2 separate regions of the Homo sapiens genome follow, and region 2 is linked to region 1. Evidence: chromatin contacts called from ENCODE Hi-C or POLR2A ChIA-PET data. All regions are on one chromosome and are shown on one strand. Each heading gives the region's core, a stretch centred on a gene start or an enhancer-like site at or near the end of the contact. The rest is flanking DNA. Distances are from core to core; before and after follow the strand shown. Region 1 has its middle 110 kb from the start of MSTN. Region 2 holds the start of HIBCH (3-hydroxyisobutyryl-CoA hydrolase).

Region 1 (4,412 bases), core at 163-2,662:
TAGAGACGGGGTTTCACCATGTTGGCCAGGGCTGGTCTCGAACTCCTGACACCAAGTAATCCGCCCACCTTGGCCTTCCAAAGTGCTGGGATTATAGATGTAAGCCACTGCGCCCAGCTGAATCTTCCTCTTCAGTATCTTTGTGGCACTGTTTTCTTCCCTTTCATCAGTTGGTAAATGCTTTAAGTACTTTGAAAGCCAAATCTAAAGCTTTCAAATAAGGAAGTAGAGGTATGGGTCAACACAATAGCCATTACCTATTTTCATTGTCCTAAAAATATTTCTTCACTCTTCCAATACCTAAAAGTCTAAAGTTAGAGAATCATTTAGCTCATCTTCGTTTTAGAATAGCATTTGCTGAAGGCAAGTATAGGAGATCAGAATATGCCACCCCAAAATATGTCACTCTGGCATAAGAATTATTTTGAGCTGAAGGCACTCGAGAAATAGCAAATGCAGGAAGAACTCTGTGACCTCTCAAATGTTCTTATCTAAAAGCAGGTTATAAAATTTCCCATGAGAAAAGTGTTCTTCCTGAACCAGGAATAGAAGAACATTCTTAACACTGGAGACTGGGAGTTACTGCCAAAAGAGAACTAAACAAACAAACTACACAAACTGAAAACAATCCTTATCTTCCACTGGTTTCCCCCATATATTTCCTGGTCACTGCCTCACAATGTACTGCCCCTAGCCTAATACCCTTTGTCTTGTATCCTCACAATTTATCATTCTTTGTTTTAAAAGGTATACACACTTTTGAGCCTAACTGCTTTTTCAGACATTCATTTTCCTTATGAGGGCTCCCATGCATGTAAAAATATTAAATAAAACTTGTATGCTTTTTCCCTGTTACTCTGTCTTATGTTAGTTTAATTCTCAGGCCCAGCCACAGAACCTAAGAGGGTAGAAGAAAGTTTTTCCTCCCCTATACAAGAAAGGGGCTTATTTCGTCTCCTGCCTTAAGCTGGTCAATGGTACTTCACACAGCTTGAGCTTCCAGTCTTCCAAACCAGACCTTTTTGGAACTGAAACAAAATCATATCATTTTTTTTTTCTCCTTGAATGAGTACCTAGATCTTAGAAATAGAAGTCATATTATGAAGATCTTATTTTGGAATTCTAAGCAAGAATTTAGCTCTTTTATTTTAGGTTTTATCTGTTCTCCTATATGAGAACAATATTTATAAATTAGGAGAAATGGTAAAAGAAAGTTAACAATGGGGAGTAAAAAGATCAACGTTTCAATATCTAAAAATATTCTGTTACAGTTGCTTTTATGATCATTTTGAAACAGGATACTTCTACTGCACTTACTGTGTGCAACTGTAGGAGAATTACATGTGACGTATCCTTTTAAGAACTTCTACTTATTTTTTGATCACATCTTCGATAACTTTGAATGTATAGTCTGAGGGTGTTTCCTTTTTATTTTGGCTATTTAATGAATTGGTTCTTATATAACTATAATGATCATGAATCTTCTTTGTAAATAAGTTACTTTCAGTTACACTCATTTAGGACTTGAAAATTGCAGACTGTAGTGATGGAAAGGGGGAAGTGAGAACTAGAGTTAAACAAAACAGAACAAGATTATGGTAATATCAACAGAAATTAAAAATAGGAGGTCAGGTGGCTTTTGTTATCTATGCCAGTTGTAGGGATTGTGTCTTTTCTTGCTGGTTTAGTAATTTTGGTGCCTATTGTTAAATGTGATAACATCCCTGGCCAGATTTTTGTTCAGGGCCCACTTACAAGTCTGCAATAGGGAAAGTGGGGACAGGCTGCATCTAAAAGGGCTTTACTCAAGGCCTTGTCCGTCGAGTTCACTAATATAATCCGAATATGTAGTAGAGTGGTTGGCATATAGGTGCTCAAATAATGATAATAATAAGATTAATAATAAAATCAGCTGACAGTTATATGATTCTTAGTACATATTGAGCACTGTTATAAGACTTTTAGATATAGGCCGGGCATGGTGGCTCACACCTGTAATCCCAGCACTTTGGGAGGCCAAGATGGGCAGATCACCTAGGTCAGGAGTTTGAGACCAGCCTGGCCAACATGGTGAAACCCTGTCTCTGCTGAAAATACAAAATTAGCCAGGCATGGTGGTGCATGCCTGTAATCCCAGCTACTCAGGAGGCTGAGGCAGGAGAATCTCTTGAACCTTGGAGGCGGAAGTTGCAGTGAGCCCAGATTGCACCATTGCACTCCAGCCTGGGTGACAAGAGTGAAACTCCATCTCAAAAAAAAAAAAAAAAAAAAAAAAACAAAGACTTTTAGATATATTGATTCATTCATTTCTCCCAACAATCTATGAGGTGATATTGTTAGTACAGTATCAATATCACCTCATTTTTACAGATGAGGAAATTGATGCACGTAAGTTAAGTGATTTTCCCAAGTTCTAATGGCTAACAGCTGGTAGAACCAAGATACAAACTTAAGCTGTCTGGCATTGGAGTCCACCTCTTAACCACTAAGCTGCATCTTTTGTTTGTTTATTGTTTATGATATTGATTGAATGAATGAATGAAGCCTGCAAGGGTATTGCCAACATGAAAACATTGTCAGAGAGAAAAGAAGTCAAGCTGATAGTTGAAAGAGATGAGGATGTATGTTGAGCCAGACAGGTCAAGTGAAGATGTAGTAGTAAAATGAACATCAAGGTTGGGGAATCCCTGTCAGTGGGAAGGCAAGAGAAGGAGAAAGAGAAGGAAAGAGATACAATCCAGATCAGGTATTTCTCAAAGAAACATTCCGCAAGTCTTTTTTCTTACCCTGTTGGTATAAACAAGTGGCACACCTACTTTATCAGATTATAAGAAAACAGCTATTTTCTCATAAGAAAATTGTTTAATGCATCCACATCCTTACACAATAGATTCTAAGTGGCATTATGATAAATTTGCATATGTACACACACTGTTTACTTAAATTTATGGTAACTATATTTTGCAAATGAAAAGATCAGAACATATGATAAGATCAGAACATATGATAAGATCAGAACATGTGATATGACCAAACTTCTTCTGGTTTGGTGACATGTTTATATAAGAAGTCTTACAAATACATACACATTAATATGCCTAGTGTTCCATTAATGGAATGCTAAGCATGTGGGAGTCATTTATATCCTACTGCTCAAGGTCATCACCAAGGTCTGACTGTAAAAATTCAAAAAATTGCAACCTCAGGCATAAATGGGTTAAATCACATTATGTTTGAATGTTATATATATTTAAAACTATGTTACAACTAACACATTTTTGCATCATTTTTATCATAAGTGACTAATTTTTTCCCAACATTTGTTGGCATATGTCAGAGTAATTTATTTGGAACACTGCAGTTTTATTGACCATCAGTGACTTTTCTGATATTCATTTATCAGCAAAAATGATCTCTGCATCCTTGCTCAGAATTAGACCAGGCAGTTGTACATTTTTGCATACTACTGATGTTTAAATTACCACAATATTTACATGCCCAATATCTTTGACCTCTAAAAAGTTTATCTTTAAACTATTCAGTTAGCAAATTCTTTTTTAAAAAAATATTTTTTATTTATGGACTTAGGGGTACAAGTACAGTGGTGTTACATGGATATATTGCATAGTGGTGAATGCTGGGCTTTTAGTGTACTCATCACCCAAATAGTGTACATTGTACTCCATAGGATCATGTTTCATCTGTACCTGCCTCCCACCCTCCCACCTTTTGGAGTCTCCAGTGTTCATTATTTACTCTGTATGTCTGCATGTACCCGTTGTTTAGCTTCCACTTATAAGTGAGAACATGTGGTTTTTAACTTCCTGAGTCATTTCACCAAGGATAATGGCCTCTAGTTGCATCTGTGTTTCTGTAAAAGACGTTCTTTCTTTCTTGTTTCGTATTTTGTTTTTGTTTTTTGTTTTTTTTGCTAGTATTCTATGGTATATATGTATACCATACTTTTAAAATCCAGTTATCCATTGATGGACACTTAACTTGATTCCACGACTTTGCTATTGTGAATAGGGCTGTGATAAACATACAAGTACAGATTTTTTTGATACAATGATGTCTTTTTCTTTGGGTAGGTACCCAGTAGTGGAATTGCTGGGTCAAATGGTAGCTGTATTTTTAGTTCTTTGAGAAATCTCCATACTGTTTTCCATAGAGGTTGTACTAATTTACATTTCCACCAGCAGTATATAAGTGTTTCTTTTCTCTGCATCCTCACCAATGTTTACTGTTTTTTGACTTTTTAATAACCGCCATTCTGACTGGTGTAAGATGATATTTTATTGTGGTTTTAATTTGCATTTCTCTGATGATTAGTGATATTGAGCGAGCAAATTCTTATTGGGATGTAATTTAAGAACACAAAATTTACCATAAACACCATCATGTGACAAAGT
Region 2 (4,559 bases), core at 2,035-4,534, 370 kb after region 1:
TTCCAGGTTTTCCAGAAAAATCAGTAATAATGGAAACCCTGGGTCTATATTCTATAAGGGCAACAATGGCTGGGGCTGAGAAGCTGCCTCCTCTCTAGAGCACTCTCTCCAGTTCACCAGTCCCCCATGCTGCCATCTAGCCAGCATCTTTCAATGCTTCCTTCTCAGCCTCTGCATTCAGGCTCATGATTCCTAACACAGAAAACAACCTAAAAGAGCAACAAAGATTGAGCCTTTGATCAACTAAGAAACAACTAACTAGAAGTAAAAGAGAAGACAGGCAAAGAGCAAGAACCAAAACAATACAGTTCAGCAGAGGATGGAGGAGATGGAAAAGGCAATGAGGCCTATTAACAACCTAAAAGTACCCTCTTCCTGTTATTTCTATTTTTAGAGACTAGGTTTTTCCATGTTGCCCAGGCTAGAGGGCAGTGGCACAATCATAGTTCACTGTAAACTTGAACTCTGTGGCTCAAGTGATCCTCCCACCTCAGCCTCCCAAGCTGGAAGGATAGGCGTATGCCACCATACCCAGCTAGTTTTTTTATTTCTTATTTTTTGTAGAAACGGGGTCTTGCTATGTTGCCCAGGATTGTCTTGAACTCCCATGTTGGCCTCTCAAAGTGCTAGGATTACAGGCATGAACCACCACACCCAGCGAAGAGCAACCTCTCTGATGAGGCTTCCTGACTCCCTCTCCCTATCTAAATCTGGCTCTCATAACTGTACTTGTCCCTTAAGACACTTACCAGAATTGGTAATCAAAAATTACTTTTGTCTAATTATGTGTTTCCTATCTGCTCTCCTTTCAGACTCCAAGGGCCCTACATAAGGAACAGTAGGAAAACCAAGTAGTCCAGAGTGGCTACAGGATAATAGAAATGCCTAGAACTGTGCTTCCCAGCAAGTAGAACAGAACAGTAGGTAATTGTTCATCCATGAATATACTGGGGCCAAATCTGTGAAATCCAGACTGGTAAAACTGTATTTAATTGCATAAGCAGAAGGGCACCTCTGTGAGATTCTGAGAAGAATGGCAGGCACTGAAGTAAAACCTTAGCGAGATTAACCTGGCAATCTTGTACAGAAACAATTCACACTGGGAAGAGGAAAAAGTGATTAACTTTGAGACTACTGTTGAAACCTGAATCCACAGGAAGAGGTTAAGGTTTGGGAGTGTGGGAGAACTTAGGTAAGTTTGAGAATCTAGAAGAATGATAGTGCCAAGAGAGACAAAGAGTAAGGGTTATACTTACGTGCAAATTTATTTTTCTTTTCCTTTTTTCCTTTTTTTTTTTTTGAGACAGAGTCTCACCCTGTCGCCCAGGCTGGAGTGCAGTGGCATGATCTCGGCTCACTGCAACCTCCCCCTCCCAGGTTCCAGCAATTATCCTGCCTCAGCCTCCCAAGCAGCTGGGATTACAGGGCCCTGCCACCACACCCAGCTAATTTTTTTGTATTTTTAGTAGAGACGGGGTTTCACTATGTTGGCCAGCCTGGTCTTGAACTCCTGACCTCAGATGATATGCCCGCCTCGGCCTCCCAAAGTGCTGGGATTACAGGTGTGAGCCCCCGCGCCTAGCCCTTAAGTGCAAATTTATATATGAGGTGCAACTGAGGCATTCAGAGGGTTGTGACCAGCATTAGAGCTCAGGGCAAGTCAGGTTAGACAAAAATTTGAGTTACCCTAAGACAGATGATTTGGGAACCAAAAAAAAAAAAAAGTCCAAGAGCTAAACTGGCACTGGGGTAAGGAGAGGCGGTGGAGAGTGGCATTAGAAAAGTAGGCCAGTACCGAAGAAGCCAAGGGAGGCCAGAGTTCAAGTGGGGCTGCCCAACACTGTCAACCATGGCCCAAGGCCTTTTTTCCTCTCAGAAACACTTTCCGTGGCACCCTATTCCCTTATACAGTTGTGGGTTAGGGTATTGTGGACTGGACCATCTTGGCCTCTGCTTTCTAGGATAATACCCACTTCAGGGCTGAGTCTGGAAAAGGCATCTCAGATCAAAGCCCCCAAAATGGTCCTGGCCTCACCTACAGAGTACTGCATCTTGGAACGTGGGGTGGAAGAAAGCCAAGCTGAATTGTGGAAATGACAGATCCTTTCCTAAGTCAGCTAACTTTAACAAACATGTCTTTCCAGTTTGTTTCTCTATTTGCTATTTGCTGACAACACTGAAAAAGCGGCAGTAACGATTACGTGTACTGATTTTCTTAGCATTTACTAAATCTCTCCATGAGCTGGTGCAAGGACAACTAATTTTAAGGTATTAAAAAAACAAACAGAAAAGCAACTCTTAAATGTATAACAAAAATTTACTGAGAATTAGGTCTGTGGATACAGTGTTAGACATCTAGACACTTTCCCCTGAAACTATTCTTCTTAAGTCAAGGAAACACCTCCATCCCTTTTCAGGAAACCCAGAAGGCAAACTCTAAGGCTTAAAGAATCCAGTAATTTAAGTCGTCCTTATTTTAAAGAAATAAGGACGGTTCTCCCTTCAAGTGGGCGCAGCTGCTACCTGGTATGACAGTACAGGGCCAGGCAGTGGGCTGTTTAAGGCGCATGCAGCCTAAAGATGATGGCTACCAGATTTCCTAGGCTGAGCTCAAAGCGCAGTGAGGGGTACTTTCAAAAAGTTAAACAATGTTTGCAAACATGCTCCCCCATGCCACGTTAAATGTCCCTCAACACTAGCCTGAAAGTTCCAAATGCCTATACTGACGCTGCAGCCATGCAAGAAAGCTGAATAAAATCACACCACGGGCAGAGAGAGGTGCAGCAACTGGCAAAGCACCTGTGTGTGCTGGCTGCACAAAACATGCCGCACAGTTCCGCTAAGCTAAATCTGTCCGTGTCCCCAGACTGCACCCAACTTTTAAGAAAGGAAAGAAACTGAGGCCAAAAGAATTAAAGTCGTGTGGGGACAAGCCTGAATTAAGAGCCAGAGTGGCAGAAAACCAGAGTGCTGCTGCAAAGAAGATGCTAGAGGGAGAAAGGAAAGACAGGGACGGGGGCTGGGGCTTGGGGAGGGCCAAGGTTGGGGTCTCACAGCGGCGCCTCTGAGCGCGACTCGAAACTTCGAGGCCAGCAGTCTCCACCCCCGGCCCTTTTCCCACTGTGGCGAGTGCCGCTGAAGAGCCTGCCCTTGGCCCCTCGCTCTCTCACTCACCTCGACATGAGCCTCCACATCTCGCGCTGCCCCATCGCCAAACACTCCGAAGCTAAAGCAGCAGAGCGAGAATCTCCCGGACCGTTCCAGCGCCTCGCGTGAGCCCCGCCCACCGCCGTCCTGCGCCGCCGGGCACAGATGACAAGTCCTCCAGGAAGCCAGAGCGACCGTTTCCGCTACGCGACGGGGAAGGGCGGGGCAAGAACGACGCCTGGAGGAAATAGTTGAGGGAGAGGAAGGGATCGGGGACCGGGCCAGGGAGAAGGCGGAGAGCGAGCTGAGGCGGAGCGGGAAGAGGGAGGATAGAACGGACTAGGGCGGATTCGCAGGAAAGGAGATTGCCCTCTAGAGGCTGTCTTAGCCCAAAGCGCAACCTGTTGTCTAGGCTTGGCCTGCCAATTTGACCAGCAGGGACTGATGTGAAAGACTTTTCTGGAATTTTAGTAATTTTTTATTAAAACGTAAACTTAGTATTCTTTGAGACTCAAGTAGAGGAATTACAGTTGATAAAGGACATCGATGTAGTTTATTCATTCCTAACCCAATACAGCCGAATTCCTTTAATATTAGGATTGAGACATTTTCATTTTTCTTGGGAAAAGTTACAGATCTCCCACTCTTCCTCAAAGACACACAAGAGTTGTCTGATTAAGACATAATAGATATGTCTTCCCAACTAAAGTAAAAGTTGCTGTTATCAGTGGAAGCATAATTACATTCAGAAAGTAGCTTACTCTTAAATGAAACCAACATTTAACTCAACTACTAGGATCCACTGTTAAATTGAGGAAAACGTTCCTCCGCTTCCAGATCCACCCAGATGTGTAGCAGAAGACATTTCATCGCCACTATTAAGTATTGACACATTTATCAGAAAGAAGAAATCCGGTGACAAATTTCAGAGAGGACACATGAAAGGAGTTATTCTTAGTACCTTGATATTTAAAGAGATACACTGTTGAGACTTTGATCAAAAATTACGTTGCTAACCTAGGTCAAATGTAATAACCAAATGCCCACTGAGAAGAGGACAGACAACAGACATCACAGAAGGAACTCCTTACCTGCAATTTGGTTTTTAACTGGCTACAGGACATCACCATCTGACATCACCATCATGCCTCATTCACTGCGCACAGAAATGAACCATTCATCTGACCTAGCATGGTTTACTGGAAAAAGCATGGGCTTTCCTGTTAGTCAGACTGAGATTCAAATCTTCCTTGCCGCCCTAGCTTCATGTGTGTGAAACCTGAGTCTCACAAGGCCTCATCGTTAGAAGGGCCCTGTGCTTGTTTTAATGCTGTGCTATTAATAATTTTTGAACAAGGAAACACAAATTTTCATTTTACACTAGGCCTGCAAATTATGTAATCAGTCCTACC

What was found. Hi-C counts contacts between places; a loop is a spot of excess contacts on that map. ChIA-PET counts read pairs that join two places held with the same protein, here RNA polymerase II (POLR2A). Pooled maps may share reads with other maps.
Region 2: a loop to region 1 is called in a pooled map, with 3 times the contacts of the local background. The contact joins the promoter of HIBCH here to the enhancer-like site in region 1. A Hi-C loop is called at or near these places in 3 of 50 pooled maps. POLR2A ChIA-PET finds 5 or more read pairs at or near these places in 2 of 52 experiments (B cell and WTC11).

Annotation. Positions count from the first base shown.
Region 1 is chr2:189,951,384-189,955,795 of GRCh38, forward strand. It overlaps a transcript of AKAP19 not described here. Among named protein-coding and RNA genes, the nearest start is that of MSTN, 110 kb to the right of the region's middle. RefSeq lists an enhancer at 1,767-1,836. Within about 2 kb of position 1,413, at least 3 of the 41 ENCODE cell types and tissues checked have a DNase peak (open chromatin) inside an H3K27ac peak, as active enhancers do; they include B cell, where a contact is called at or near this core.
Region 2 is chr2:190,316,542-190,321,100 of GRCh38, forward strand. It overlaps HIBCH (3-hydroxyisobutyryl-CoA hydrolase), which reads right to left and starts at 3,285. Exons shown (of 14, transcript NM_014362.4): 1 at 3,175-3,285. The coding sequence starts at 3,209.